2 separate regions of the Mus musculus genome follow, and region 2 is linked to region 1. A link is a loop called in an ENCODE intact Hi-C map of the cell type or tissue named here. Cell type or tissue: left cerebral cortex. All regions are shown on one strand. Links, peaks and the distances in the headings refer to the core of each region. The heading gives the core; the rest is flanking DNA.

The links. A loop is a pair of places that touch in the nucleus more often than their neighbours do. Peaks named below come from ENCODE experiments on the same cell type or tissue, not always from the same donor. Only the 100,000 strongest peaks of a DNase experiment are listed, where the experiment ranks them.
Region 2: a loop joins it to region 1, with 13 times the contacts of the local background. A loop is called at or near these places in 2 of 42 quality-filtered maps.

The regions. Positions count from the first base shown.
Region 1 is chr15:42,241,848-42,250,196 of GRCm38, forward strand. No RefSeq gene overlaps it. Among named protein-coding and RNA genes, the nearest start is that of Abra, 380 kb to the left of the region's middle. In left cerebral cortex, for the core only: no CTCF peak of the experiment used is centred there; a DNase peak (open chromatin) is centred at 5,147.
Region 2 is chr15:42,371,189-42,379,537 of GRCm38, forward strand. No RefSeq gene overlaps it. Among named protein-coding and RNA genes, the nearest start is that of Gm41313, 290 kb to the right of the region's middle. In left cerebral cortex, for the core only: no CTCF peak of the experiment used is centred there; DNase peaks (open chromatin) are centred at 5,259 and 5,702; H3K27ac peaks cover 322 bases.

The sequences.
Region 1 (8,349 bases), core at 333-8,332:
TTAATTAATTTATTTATTCACTTTATTTCCCTATTGCAGCCTTTGTCTCCTCTCCTCCCAGTCCCATCCTTACAAGTCCCATTACATCCTCTACTTCCCAGAGAAGAGGAAGTACCCCTTGGGTTCCACTACATTCTGAGACATCTAGTCCCAGTAGGACTAAGTACATCCTCTTCCACTGAGGCTGAACCAGGAAGTCCAGGTAGGAAAAAGAGTTCCAATGGCAGAGACAACTCCCATTCCAATTGTTAGGTTACCCAAATGAAAATCAGGCTGCACATCTGCTACAAATGTCTAGGAAGCTAAGGGCAAACTCCTACATGCTCTTGGGTTGGTTGTTCAGTCTCTGTGAACCATCATGGGCCCAGGATAGTTCACTTTGCAGATCTTAGGCTGTCTTTGATCCTCCCTCCTTTCTTACCTCTATCTCCCATGATTCCAGAAGACTCCTGGAGCTCTGCTGTAGCTATCTACCTCTTTTTCTATCCACTGCTGGATGAAGTTTCTCAGGAGAATTATGCTAGGTCTTTGTCTGCAAGCATAGCATAACAGAGTCTGTTTGTCATAGGATGGGTTTCAAGTATGTTTTTCAAGGGGTTATTTCTGAGAGGCAAAGTGGCTGACGAGATTACTGTTACTTTCTCAAATATTTCTACACTGTAAAATAAATATTAAAGTATGTAGATACAGAGAACTGTTACAGGCATAATTTGCAAGGTTGTCTTTGTAGTGTTACCCTACAGTCTTAAAAGAATGTTGATAAACACCTTTAATCCCTGGGAGGCTCAAGCAGAAGAATTGGGAGTGAGAAGCTGGCTTTGACTTTGGAGTAAGGTCCTGCTTCATCAGAAAAGATTTAACTTTAGCCATTCTGACTGGTGTGAGGTGGAATCTCAGGGTTGTTTTGATTTGCCTTTCCTTGATGACTAAGGATGCTGAATATTTCTTTAGGTGCTTCTTGGTCATTTTATATTCTTCAGTTGAAAATCCTTTGTTTAGCTCTGTACCCCATTTTTAATAGGGTTATTTGATTCTTGGGAGTTTAACTTCTTGAGCTCTTTTTATATATTGGATATATATAGCCCTCTATCAGATGTAGGAATGATAAAGGTGATTTCCCAATCTGTTGGTTGCCATTTTGTCCTATTGACAGTGTCCTTTGATTTAAAGGAGCTTTGCAATTTTATGAGATCCCGATCTTAGAGCATAAGCCATTGATGTGAGGAAAATTTCCCCCACGCCCGTGTGTTTGAGACTCCTTCCCACTTTCGCCTCTATAAATTTCAGCGTATCTGGATTTATGGGGAGGTCCTAGATCCACTTGGCCTTCAGCTTTGTACAAGGAGATAAGAATGGATGAATTTTCACTCTTCTACATGCTGACTGCCCATTGAACCAGCACCATTTGTTAAAAAGACTGTCCACCCTCCCACCCCACTGGATGATTTTAGCTCCTTTGTCAAAGATTAAGTGACCATATGTGTGTGTACATTTCTGGGTCTTTAATTCTATTTCATTGATCTTTCTGCTTGTCTCTGTACCAATACCATTCAGGTTTTTTGTTTGTTTGCTTTTATTTTTGTTTTTGTTTTTAATCACTATTGTTCTGTAATAGAGCTTGAGGTCAGAGATGGTGATTCCCCCACAAGTTCTTTTATTGTTGAGAATAGTTTTCACTATCCTGTGTTTTTTGTTATTCCAAATTAATTTGCAAATTGTTCTTTCTAACTCGATGAAGAGTTGATTTGGAATTTTGATGGGGATTTCATTGAATCTGTAGATTGCTTTCAGCAATATGGCCATTTTTACTATATTAATCCTGCCAATCCATGAGCATGGGCGATAGTTCCATCTTCTGAGATGTTCTTTGATTTCTTCAGAGACTTGAAGTTCTTGTCAAACAGATCTTCACTTACTTGCTTAGAGTCACACCAAGGTATGTAATATTATTTATGACTGTTGTGAAAGGTGTCATTTACCTAGTTTCCTTCTTAGTCTGTTTATCCTTTGAGTAGCGGAAGGCTATTGATTTGTTAATTTTATATCCAGCCACTTTGCTGAAGTTGTTTATCAGCTTTAGGAGTTCTCAGGTGGAATTTTTGGGGTCACTTAAGTATACGATCATACCATCTGCAAATAGTGATATTTTGACTTCTTCCTTTCCAATTTGTATTACTTTGATCTCCTTTTGTTGTCTAATTGCTCTGGCTAGAACTTCAAATACTATATCGAATAGATAGGCAGAGAGTGGGCAGCCTTGTCTAGACCTGATTTTAGTGGGATTGTTTCAAGTTTCTTTCCATTTAGTTTGATGTTGGCTACTGGTTTGCTGTATATTGCTTTTACTAGGTTTAGGTATGGGCCTTGAATTCCTGATCTTTCCAAGACTTTTAACATGAAGTGATGTTGAATTTTGTCAAATGCTTTTTCAGTATCAAATGCAATGACCACGTGGTTTTTTTCTTTATGTTTACATAGTGGATTACATTAATTGATTTCTGAATATTGGACCATCCCTGTATCCCTGTGATGAAGCCTACTTGATTGTGGTGAATGATCATTTTGATGTGTTTTTGGATTCAGTTGGTAAGAATTTTATTAAGTATTTTTGCATCAATGTTCATTAGGGGTATTAGTCTAAAGTTCTCTTTCTTTGTTTGGTCTTTGTGTAGTTTAGATATAAGCATAATTGTGGCTTCATAGGACAAATTGGTTAGTTTTCCTTTTGTTTCCATTTTGTGGAATAGTTTGAGGAGTATTGGTATTACAGCAGATGCTGGGGAGAACATGGAGAAAGAGGAACACTCCTCAATTTCTGGTGGGATTGCAAGCTGGTAAACCTGGAAATCAATTTGGTTGGTCCTCTGAAAATTGGTCATAGTACTACTTAAGGGCCCAGCTATACCACTTCTGTTCATATACTCAGAAGATGCTCCAACATTTAATAAGGACTCATGTGCCATTATATTCATAGCAGCCTTATTTATAATCGCTAGAAGCTGGAAAGAAACCAGATGTCCTTCAACAGAGGAACGGATACAGAGAATATGGTACATTTACACAATGGAGTACTACTCAGCTATTAAAAATGATGAATTCATGAAATTCTTAGAGAAATGGATGGAATTAGAAAATATCATCCTGAGTGAGGTAACCCAATCAGAAAAGAACACACATAGTATGCACTCACTGATAAGAGGACATTAGTCCCAAAGCTCAAAATACCCAAGATATAACTCACAGACCACATGAAGCTCAAGAAGAAGTAAGACCAAAGTATGAGTGCTTCGGTCCTTCTTAGAAGGGGAAAAAAATACTCATGTGAGAAAATATGCAGATAAGGTATAGAGCAAAGACTGAAGGAAAGGCCATCCAGAGACTGTCCCACCTGGGGATTCATCCCATACACAGTTACCAGACCCAACTACTATTGTGGATGCTAAGAAGTGAATGCTGAAAGGAGCCTGATATGGCTGTCTCCTGAAAGGCCTTGCCAGAGATTTTCAAATACAGAGGTGGCTGCTCACAGCCAACCACTTCACTGAGAATGGGGTCCCCAATAGAGGGGTTAGAAAATGGACTGAAGGAGTTGAAGGGGTTTGCAACCCCATAGGAAGAACAACAATATCAACCAATCAGAGCCCCCAGAGCTCCCAGGGAATAAGCCATCAACTAAGGAGTACTCACTGCTCTAGCTGAATATGTATCAGAGGATGTCCTTGTCAGGCATCAATGGCAGGAGAGGTCCTTGATCCTATGAAGGCTCAATAGATGCCCCAGTGTAGGGAAATTGAGGCCAGGGAGGTGGGAGTGAGTGGGTGGGTGGGGAACACCCTCATAGAAACAGCTGGAGGGAGAATGGAATAGGGGGTTTCCAGGAGCAGGGAAAACTGGGAAAGAGGATTACATTTAAAATGTAAATAAAGAAAATATCCAATAAAATTTTTTTTTAAAAAGTAAGAAAAATCTTTTAAGCTTTCAAACACTGAAGAAAGAAATGGAAGAAGACATTACAAGATGGAAAGACCTCCTATTCCCATAGATTTGTAGAATAAATATTGTGAAACTTTCCGTAGTATCACAAGCAGTCTATAAATATAGACCAATACAATTGACATTCTACTTCAATTCTCAAAGAAATAGGAAAAATATTCTTAAAAATTCATAAAGAATCACAAAAGGCTATTGAGCAAATAATAATAACAAAAATAATAAAATGTTGGAGTCATCACCATACTTGAATTTTATAACATAGAACAGTAGCAGTAAAATTAGCATAATACTGGCACAAAAATTCCCACCAAATCAGTGAGATAGAATAGAGAACCAAAATATACATGTGAATTCAACTTCATCCACCTGAGTTTTTCAATACAAAGTCAAAACCACACACTGGAGTAAAGTCAACCTCCTCACCAAAAGCCGGGCAACACCTGACTATGAATATGCAGAAGAATGAAATTTCATTATTATCTCTCTCTCTGTACAAAAATCAGTAACAAATGCATCAAAGAGCTTAATGTTAGACTTAAAATTTGAATTTACTAGCAAGTAGTACACTTAAAGTTGTGGGCAAAAGTGAGGATTTTCAGAAAAGGACACTGATCACCATGAAATGGGACCAGCATTCATCAAGTGGAACTTGGTGAAATTAAAAAGTACCTGTTGTGCAAATAAAACTACTGAGTAAAGAGATAACATGTCCAGTGAAGATTTTATATTTAATTATATGTATATATACATATATGTTTATATGCATGTATGTATATGTGTGTGTGTGACAGAAAATTAGTGTTTAGACTATACAAAGAGCTTTAAAAACCACAATCAAACAAGAAAAAAGCAAACAAACAAAAACAATTAAAAGGTTCAATGGAAGAGAACAGACTTATCTAAAGAAGGAACACATATGTGTAATAAATATTTTTTGAAGTGATTGAAAATCCTTAGCCAATAGCGAAATGCAAGTTGAAATTATTTGGAGATTTCATCTAACTGAAGTCAGAGTGGCTATTATATAAAAAGAAGTTACAAGTACTGCTAAGCAAGATGTGGAGAAATGGGAGTATACTACTTGTGGGAGTATAAACTGGTGCAGCTATTATGGAAATCAGTGTGGAGGAATTTTCAGAACTAAAATAGACATGGCACATGAAGCAGCGGTACCAGCCTTCAGCTGTACTCCAAAAAACTATACCCTAGTGTGTGTGTGTGTGTGTGTGTGTATACATATATAAATACATATGTATATAATGTATATGTATGTGTGTGGGCATGCTCATGTGCATATGCATATTTATGTGCATACATATTCATGTATGTATATATTTTATATATCTCTCTATATGTATATATATTATATATGCAAACTTGCACTTCTGTGTTCATTGTAGCACTTTTCATAAATGTAAGGAAATGAGATCAGTGCATATGTTCATTAACTGATGAATTTTTGTACATTTATATAATAGAATTTTAGTCACTGGTAAAAGGAATGAGATTATGACATTTTCAGCAGAAAAAAAACGGTTAGTTCTGAAAAATATTAAATTGAATTAGGTAACATAGGTTCAGAAGTATAGTTGCCTCAAATTCTCCTTTATATTTTGACCCTAACAACAATTTTTAGAGTAGTGCATTTAATTCCGAATAACAATAAAAGCCAGAAATGTAGAAAGGTTCCATTTGGGAGGGGGCACTTTAATATGGAAGAATTAGTAAAATATATCAAATATAAAAGGTTAGCATGCTGATAATGGAAACATCTAATCGAGCACAATGTTAGGATGATAGAGAAGAGAAACAGGGAGAGGGAAGCGGCACCTAACTGAAGATATGTGGAAAAGCCTCAGGAAAGCCTACACTGCATAAACTTTATAAGTTATAACTAAAAAAAAAAAACAGTTTGAATAGATGTACCCTCAATGCATGAGTAGTGAGTTTTGAAAAGACATGGATTGTGAGATACCCCTAAACATGAAAAGCCATTCCCACTGGTCTCAGTTGTTGATCAGCCTTGATAATAAAACGTTACTGCTAAAGACATTAAACTTTTTTTTTGTCATTAGCCACTGAGAACTCAAACTGAAACTAACACAGAGACATCCTCCCTATTTCCTAGCCTTCATAGTGCCATAGGCAAACTACTTGAATGGAAAAGTCATTTAGTCTTACTCAGTTATGATTCCTGCAAACTACAGTAATGACCTGTCAGGGAGGAAGTGCCCTACAATGCAGTACAGTAGGAGGGTGTGTTATGGGGATAACCAATTGCTTTCTAATTGTTTTGAGGCCTTCATAGAAGGTGGACTTCCTGCTACTTTCCTTGAACTGTACAATTGTCTTTGTACATTGTGTGCAAGAATTACTGAGCATTAGCAACAGATACATCTTTTAATAAGTCTTTGCTTTCTAGAAATATAACTGGGGAAGAAATTGCTCCCCACTTGGAATTCTCAGTGTAGAAGGTAAGATGGATACAGAACAATTATAATGTAGTGTGATCAATATGAAAGTAAGCATTCACACTCGATAGTGCTGTTTCCAAAGGAATCATTATTCTTTATTTTGGAGTAATATTTTGGGTTTCTAGTTTTTATTTTTAAATGATGCCTGATTTGGGCATTGAAGATTGAATAGGCCACTACAAAGGCTAAATCAAACCCATTTAAATGAATGATGAGAATATATTATTTTAGATTGCATATATATGTAATATAACACATATATATTTTACATATATATGACATGTTATTAAATATGTAAAATACTATTTTGCATTGCATATATGTAACATAACATATATATATTATATATCTAAAACATATATCCTTCTACCAACATATCTAATTAATGCATAATGAAAATGTACAGTCTTAAGAAATGTAGCATTTTCTATTCAAGGAAGAGAAAACACATAGACAAAAGAATCTTCCTGGACAGCATAAAGATTAGAGTAAAATTGATAAATGTTGAATAAAAATAAATTCAATAACTTCAACAATTAGCCAAAATTCCAGCCTATCTGTTTTCAACTGAATTTAGTCTTCTGACAAAGAATATTTTAAGCCTTTTTTTCTCATTACTTTTCTCCCCATGAAATTTTAACACTAATATTATATTATATATTATACATTTATATAACAATATATATTACATAATGATGTACTTATATATGAATATATTATATGATTATTTATCCAAAACAAGAAACCATTATATTTGAGAATTTTTACCTGTCAAGAATCAACTTGAGCAGGATTGGCATTGATAGGGCCCATTTCAAAGTGAAGCAGGTCAGTGGTAGACTTAGCACCCACGTGTCATTCATTCCTCAGTTGCTATGGTCAAGGTTAATCTTACTAGATGTCTATAGTTCATTTTGTTTACTTGCGTTCAGTATGTTAAGTTCATGCATGTACTGGTTGATATCAAATGTTTTAAGATGCCTGGCTCTCTTTTTCCATTACGGAAGGATTGCTCGGATTGCTCATTGACAAATCCTCCACTTCTAAAGCATAGTTCTCAGTTAAGATCTTATGTACTTCTTTTTTTCCCCATGGTTTTTGAATAAAATCACACATTTGTTTGAAAAGTATTTTGAAAGAAACAAATGAAACAAATTCTTTACATTGTCCTATTTGCCACCTATTTTCTCTGGCTAACATCAATTAAGCAAAATGACACCAACAAGTAACTAGAATAGCTTCAAAGAAAACACACACGCACACTCACTCATGCACACACACACACACACACACACACACATACACACAAAGTATTGTCAAACACAAGCTGTGACCCAAATTATGTAAAATATGTTTTTGAAATCAGCATAGTAAATACACACATTATCCCCTCACATTCACATAAATATCAAACCCAGAATTATCTCCTTCATAGGAAAATGATTCTTCCAAGTTCCTTGCTTGGAAATGTGGATGGCAGCTGGAAAGGATGTGACCTTGGTTTCTAAGAGAATGAAAAGTTTCCTACTTTCTGTGTCATTTCTGTTCAATGGCTAGTACACACGCTATAATACACCAGCACACAGAAATGGAGCCTGTGAATTCTCAGAGATGAACGCCATCATTTTAGAAAAGAGTGAAAAATCAGAATGCTTCCCCACATTTCACAGGCATTAGAATTTTGTAGCATTATGTTCAATAGACTAATCTGTGAAATGATATATTAAAGCCACCAAATAAAATATTAACAACAAAAATGGGTACCTTGTCTTAGAACATACATGTGTAGACATAAAAGCATAGTCATGCCACCTACTATTACTCCTGGGATCTCTCCATTCCTCAGACACCCACTCCCTCTGATCCTGTGTCATTGAAGATA
Region 2 (8,349 bases), core at 284-8,283, 130 kb after region 1:
ATTCAGAGGGCAGATGGAAGTAGCAGAGGTAATGATGGCTGAGTCTCTTTTCCTACAGAGCAGCTAGTAAAATTCTGGCTGCTGGCTGTGCTGAAAGCCTAATTGAACCAATAGGAATGTGCCATTACACACTAGCCAACCACAACTGGCCCCTGAAACTGTGCCTCTTTGATGTCAGGAATAACACCATTGAGCAACCTTTCTCTCCATTTCACCTTCTATTTAAAATTATCCATTTATCTATCTATCTATCTATCTATCTATCTATCTATCTATCTATCTATCTATCTACATCCCAAATGCTGCCTTCTTCTTGTCCCCCCCTCACAGAGTTCCTCCCCTCTGCCCACTCCCTTTGCTTCTGAGAGGGCAGCCCCCTTCCCACCTGGATATCCCTCCATGATGGTGCATCAAGTCTTTACAGGATTAGGGATATCCTTTCCTACTGAGGCCAGACAAATCTGCCCTCTGCTACACATGTGCAGGGGCTCTCAAACTAGCCCATGTGTACCCTTTAGTTGGTGGCCCAGTCTCTGGGAGCTCCCAAGGGTCCAGGTAAGTTGAGACTGCTAGTCTTCCTGTGTGGGTGCCATCTCCTTGAAGGCCTTTAATCTTTTCCCCAACTCTTCCATAAGGTTCCTGACCTCTGTCCAGTGTTTGGCTGTGGGTATCTGCGTCTGTCTCAGTCAGATGCTGGGTATAGCCTCTCAGAGGACAGCCATGCTAGGCTCCTGTCTGCAAGCATAATAGAGTATCATTAATAGTGTAAGGGACTGGTGCTTACCCAGGGGATGGGTCTCACATTTTTCCGTTCTTAATGGTTAATAACAAAATTTAACCTTCTGTCTCCAGATTACTGGTATATAAAGCATCATCTTCTCCCCAGAAGTATGAGTTATGTATTCATGGATCATAGGCTGTATGATTCTAGGCTTGCTTAATCAAAAACTCGGCATGTGGCTCTCAGAATTTCATTTATTTTATTATTATTTTTAGAGACCCAAACAGGTACCTCCCAAAAGGTACCTTAAAGAGACACATAAAAAGTTAAAAGAAGTGGTGATGACTTCCTGGAGTTTTGTCTCCTTGGAGTATCACAAAAGGCTCTTAAGCTTTTTCAAACTTCTCCAGATTTATTCAGTCTTCACTGGGCCTGCACTCACAGCACTGATTGTATATACTTGTTACAGACACATGACCACACCAAGCTCATCAAGGCATCTTTGTCTTCATGCTGTCTCTTTCATTTTCTAAAGCTTGGTTGTTAATGACTTGAGCAAGCTCTTCTGGTCTTTCCTGGCTCTGTCCAATTCCTCAAGCTCACCTTGAGTCCTGTGGACCTTTGTCTGCCCTGTCAATACAATAATCCTCACAGTGAATCTGATGTTCTGTTCTGATTCTGAGTAATCTTCATAGCAGGCTTCTCACATCCATCTCTGAGCACCTAGGAGCTAAGAAGAGAAACAGTGTTGTTTAAGCAAGCAAAATGAAATGATATTTAATAATTGCATATTATGGTACATGTATTAAATTACATATAAGTATTTTATAAAGGTAAAAATTCATAACATCTTCATTCTAAACTTCTCATGAGATTATTTCTTTTCGAAAGCGCTCAGCATTACAAGCCATGTGTATAAATGGAGCATATTTGTCTCTTTATCAGCAATGGCTGACTCTGTGGCAATGATAGGCCACCCACAGTATGTTGAAGCAGCAGTTTGCAACCAGCAATGATTTGGTTAACCTTTGGTTAAACATAGGAATTTAAAGCATGAAAAGGTCTGGAACTTGACACAACCCTTTGACACCATGCTGTCTGTCATTAATGATAATCCCCATTAGATGTTCAGCTTTGAAAATGGAATTAGACTTCAGTTTTCAACCCTAACCCTGCTGTACTGTAAACTGAACCCTGCTGTGTTTGGAGACTTCCTGATTTACTGCTTTGCCTTTTAACTGTTTTCAGGCAGATGGGGGTTGGGAGTAGGGTGGAGAGCTGCAGGGATCAAGTGAGTACAAACAAGGCCTCTCAAGTACCACCAAGGGAAGAGACTTTCTGCTTAGATAAGTCACCAGGTCAGAAGAGCTTTATTCCCACCCCGTTGATTTCATCTGCCCTTCTCCAGCTAGCAATAAGAATTTCCTCACTGGGACATCATGCAAGAAATCTTTGGTATCCCTTTTCACTTCCTTTTGAAAACAATGGTAGTAATGTTAAATTCTCTATATCCCTCCCAAGCCTCATGGTTTCTTTCCTAGTTAGTCATGATGTGTTAGAAAGCTCTCATTTTATATAAAGTCCTGTGTTCCTCACAGGGTACAAATAGGTGTGAATGCTTGATAAATAATGGAATTGCCTCCTGCTTCTTGAGCTGTGCTTTACATATAAAAGTACACATTGGACATCAGTTAAATTATAAGTAATTGAGCCAGACTCTTCCTGTTCACCTTGTTAACTTTGGAAGCATATTTCGAGTTACGGGTGTATTTGCTGGGGTTTTCTAGAGTAGCAGAACTAATAGAATGGATCTCTCTCTCTCTCTCTCTCTCTCTCTCTCTCTCTCTCTCTCTCTCTCTCTCTCCCTTTCTCTCTATCTATCATCTATCTATCTATCTATCTATCTATCTATCTATCTATCTATCTATCTATCTTTCTATCTATCTATCTATCTATCTATCTATCTATCTATCTATCTATCTATCTATCTATCATCTATCTATCTATCTATCATCTATCTCTCTCCCTCTCTTTTGAGCACTGAGCATCATTTCCCATCAATTAATTTGAGAAGAGATGGAATGCTCTCCATGTTCTGCATGTTCTGTGGGCTGGTCTCTAAGACAGGGATGGTTTAACATAGTAATATTTGTTCTTTTCAGTAAATGTGAGTTCATCATACCAGTACCATAGAAAGACTTCTAAAACTTCATTAATCCTGAAACTTTTGTTTCAAAACAGTGACACTGACATCACTACCTTAATAAATACAATAGCATTACTTTGTCAATCTGGAAGCTAGGTCAGAATTAAGTCGGCATTATAGCAATTGACCACATCACTGGAAAGTTTTGCTTTATTTAATAATTATATTGAAAAAAAGATGATGCTTTATGTGTTAATTTATATGTAGTAATTTAGTTTGGAAAAGAAAAGAGTAGAAGTCTGGTCCTGTTTTAAAAGATTTTAGAGGTACACACACATATGTAGTAGCAAAGGGCTGCCTTGTCTGGCCTCAGTGGAAGAAGATGAGCTTAATCCTGTAGAGATTTGATGCCACGAGGTGGGGGCATATCCCTAGGGGAGATACGAAGGGGAAGGAGTAGGTTGGAACTCTGTGAAGGGGCAACATTTAGGATATAAAATAATTAATAAAAGAAAGATTTTAGAGATGGTTTTGTGAATTGCCTATAATCTCACAGAGAATAGATAATAGAGTTGAAATTCAAATCTAGGTACTGCAACTACAATCTGATGCCTGTCACCATTTCATGCAGACTCCCAATGAGGTCTGAGTGGAGAATTGTCTCAAAAATGTCAAGGTTTAAGGACCTTAAGACTTGAGACTCTAAAGTCCAGGTAGTTAACCCCACTGTTCAAAGTATTAGAGCTCCCTGTGTGGAGAACAAAAGACTTAACTGTCCACAAGTAGAAAATGATAAATGCCTCAGTTCAAGAAAGGAGACAGAGATTTGGCCTTTTCTGCCCCATGGGATATTGTCAGATGATGGGAAGTTTACTCTTAGAAAGAAAGATTAAGACGGTTGTTCTGGGATCCTTCATTAGTTATCATTAGCATCATGAGAGTAACCTGTAGCACGCTGTTACACCTGTCTCCTTCCCTCACAAACACACAGACACACACACATACTTCATGTTGTGTCATGTGACAAGAAACCATGTCTCTTCCTCCCTCACATTCTCTCACCATTTTGAGGCCATCCACTGTGGATCTTCTCCAAGTGAACAAATCAATAGAATTTCAGCCTCTAAAACTACTAGCAAAATGAACTTCTTTGCCTGGTGATTTCTCAGGCTTGGGTATTTTGTTACAGTAGCAGAAAACTGTTAATATAAAATAGTTACAGTGGATCTTTCTAACTTTATCATGTTCTTTGTGAAGATAAGGATACATTTTTCCCTTTTGATTTGGGCATTTTTATTTGCTGTTCTTATCCAGTTGCCTGATCTAGAAACCTGAGTAGAATTTTTAATAAAATGACAACAATGGAATACTTATTTTAATTCCCAATCTTAGAGGAAGCAATTACTCTGTGGTTATCGAATGCAGCCTCTCCTGAAAGTTCCAGGTGGACTTTTCCAGAGAGGAGGCACAGCCCTTTAGTGCTTCCCAATGACTCTGCTGGAGAAGAAAGCTCAGACGCTTACCCACAGCTTTCTCTGGACCTCATCCTTTGCTTTTGCTTTTTGTGGGTTTGTTTTATATCCCTTTTCCATAACAAAGTCTAAGTCAGAGTCTACATTGTGTCTTTTGAGTCATCTTAGAGAATTGTGGAATGGTATCTCCAGAGCTCCTGGTACTCTGGAATTCACCAATCAGCTTCCATCTATGGGCCTAAAAGTTCAACAATGCCCCTGCCTCCTGAAGTAGAGTCTCTTATGCTGAGAAAGAAGAGTAGAGAGAAGACTGTAAGAGAGATATCATAGGCTTTCTCTTTTCATGTTGAGATTTCATACTCATTGTCTTCAACAAGTATAATACTTTTCCACACTTTTAGAGACTTTAAGAGCTTTCGGCTATATGCAATTGTCATTTCCACCATCTGGCTAGTGAGTGACTCCTCTGAGCTCAGTCTTCCTCTCTGGTGTTGTGCCATTAGTATACCCCAAATTATTTGACAACTTTATTTTCTAATAGTCTAAAACAAGCTACTCTCAGCATGATTTCCAGATCCTAGTGCAATTGGCTTTCTAGAGCATCACTATTTTCATGCTGCTTCTCTCAAACTTCTGCTCATCACCTGGAACCTCGCAGCTCATACCTGCTTCTTTCAAAGACTTCTGTTGGACACTGTGTTCATTCTCTGTTCACCAGTGTCTTCATCTTACAATGTGTGCTAAGATTTAACTCTGCCAATGACTTTCTCTTATTTTAAGTGTAAGCAAATTTAATAGATTCAACTCTTCTGTATAGTTAGAAAATTTCTCTGCAGAATAGGCAGTCCAGAAATATTTCTTTTTCCATGACAACTGGCTGAGAATAAGTCATTGTGGGAGAGAGTGCCAAAAGTAACAACTTTGTCATTTGGTTGAAACTTTATCACATATGTGTGGCATATGTTTTTCCTAGTAAAAATGTTAGTCGAGATTGTCACTGTTTTCCTATTGGTAAGTTGGGGCTTTTAGCTTTAAGATTCCAACCCCCCATCATATAGATATGAAATTGCTGTTTCAGATCTTGTGAGTTCAAGGTCTACTTTCAGTTCAGAACTAAGCTTCCTATACTGAAAGGAGCACTGAAAATCTGGAGCCTTTGACTACTTAAAGGTCTGCATACTTTCCCTTAAAATGTAGCAAGAGCAATTAAAATCAGAATAAAATAGATAAAGAAAACCCTCTCTGAAATTTTTGCTTAGATGTCGAAATTTAAACTTGAGGCCTTGGTCATGAATTTTGGTTATACAATAGATAGGAACAAAGTAAGTCTATTCGTCACAAACGCTCTCTGTGCTAGCCTAACCCTATGGCCATCTCACTACAGTAACTATGTTGTTTTGACAAATAACTCATTCTGCTGAAGATGAAAGATAACCAACTGACTGCGTGTGGAGCAAAGAGGGAAGCTTTTGTTGTATGTGGAAGCAAGCCTAAATTTGGTTGAGTGGTTAGTAAAAAGAAAAAAAAAAAGATTTAGAAAGGAATTAACCTGTGGGTGTAATTTTAGGAGTGCTATTGAGTTCGTTTCTTTTGGTCATTAGTCACCTATGTTAGTCATTCACCAAGTCCTCCTTTACCACCCCACCCCAACCCCAGTCCTATTTGATTCTCAGTAGATTTGTTTCACAGTCTTCTTTATCTTGTACCTGAGTTCTCCATATTGTTAGAGTTAACAAAAGGTAACTTGTGGGTGCTGGTTAAGATGGAGATTTAAAAAAACTCCTATCAAGGGTATAGAGAGAACAAAACAAATTATACTGTGTTGGACTCTATACACAATGTGTGCATAAAATATTTTATAGTGAAATCTTGGACCTTATTTTGCCAATTATGAAACAAAGTACGTATTATACTGAATACTTTAAAAACTGAAAATTTCTAACAAAATGATTAACATTCTGTATGTTCTATTTTCATACCTCTTTCCCTGAACTACATGTGGTATACAGTCCCCTTGGTAGTTTTCATTAAATTATATACAACCTCCTGCAAAAGAGTGTTGAGAGTTTGATATGATGAAATACATCAAGAGGGTAGGATTTCCCATTATTCACTTTCGTCTGACCATTTTGCGATGATGGGGAGCTCTTGGGTGATGACAGATACGGCGAAAATCGTGCATTTATGAGAGAAGTCATGGAATTATAGGGGATTTATCCAATGTGATGTGCTTTCATCTTGCAGATTTCTACCTACATCATTTCACTTTGATTTTTCAAAAGTCCTCAGGAAGTAAATGTTTTTAATTTTCATTTTGCAAATGAAGACACTGACAGAGAGAATGTGTTAGTTTAACACTGAAACTTTAGGATGAAAGCACTCACGTAGACAGCCAGGTTTCCTATTTAGGGAAAACACTTGGTAATTATATAATACTTAGAAGAAGGATATTTTATAATAATGACTGTACATCTGGGATGAGGTATCACAGGCACATTTATTTTTGTGGATCAAGAGCAGAACCTATTTTCTGATTGTATCTCTATGTGTGTGATATATACCTGTATGAGTTTCAAAATAGTTTCTGCCTTCCTTTAGGTTTTGTTATATTTTTTTCTTTGTTTTTGTTATTTTGTATTTTTGATGATTGCATAAAACATTTTTAGTGAACTATATTTATTAGTATAGATTCTCTTACACGAAATATAAAATAAGGGATTTTTAAAACCCTACATTTTATCTACAACTTTTTTTTCTACTTTTAGTTAATTTTTAATGAACAGGTCAAAAAGACTGGGGAATGAGTTGAAATAGCTACATTTTGTCAATTTATAGTTATGGTCTATCATTTACATTCACATCACTGTTCTGTCTTACTGATGTTTGTTTTATTTGTTTGCTTTAATCCTGGGTCTCATGTAGCTTAAATGTACCTCAAATCTCTAAGATGTTGAGGGTAGCTTTGAACTGATGATCCTCCTCCCTCTACCTCTCAAGGGATGGGATTATAGTCACTCACCACCACACTGGGTAATCGCCAGTTATTTTTAAATCTAACTTAAAACAGTCTTTATTATTTTCTCTATTTGTTCTTTGGTCAGGACAGTGGCATATTTCCAATGAAAATAGAGGAATATAATAATAAATGTTTGTTCTTAGTTACCACTTTCACAGAAAGAGAGCAATGTAAGAAAATACTAAAAGATCAAGAGGTGTAAGTTCAAGCATTCCAAATTTGAAACTTAGGCAAACTTGAATTTGGAAATTAAATATGGTGAATAGTTACAATGTATTGTCTTCTATACTACTGAGTTATTTGAAGAGAATTAAAAATAAAAACATAAATGTAGAACATATAGCTAGATACAGAGAAAAGTTTGATATGATTATTGAGTATTTCTCCTTAGAGATAAAGATTAGATTGTATTTTTGTTCACAGAATTTAAATCCTGATTTTTTAGTCTGATTTGTTTCTAAAAGATTGAAAGCCCTGTCCTTTAGATTGTTGCCTCTGACAACATCGCCCAGAACACTTGCCGAAGATAAACATAATGGAATCAACACAGTAATGTGATATTTCCTGATGGAATACCAGGCTTGCCCCTTGTGGGAGACAATCCCATAATCAACTGGCAGGGTTGTGAGGTTCTTTCTTACATGCTAGATTGATGTGATAATCCATACCATGTTTTGACATATTTTGTGTATTACAACTTCTATGCTTTTGCTTCTATGGCAACTGATGGCTTTGTCAACTGGTTTCAGAGCACTGGGGAAAGAAATACATTGGCAAAAAGCTTGAGTTTTCATTTTTTCCATACGATAGAAAAACCAAGATACTCAACCACACTGGTTATGATGATGTGACAAGAGATAATTTAATTATTTTTGACATGGGGTTATATAACCAAGAAAAAACGTAATTATTCAAACAGCTTACATTTATTTAAAGACAAATCCAAAGGCAAAAAATGCCTTCCTTATTTTATTAAGTAAATTTAGACATAATA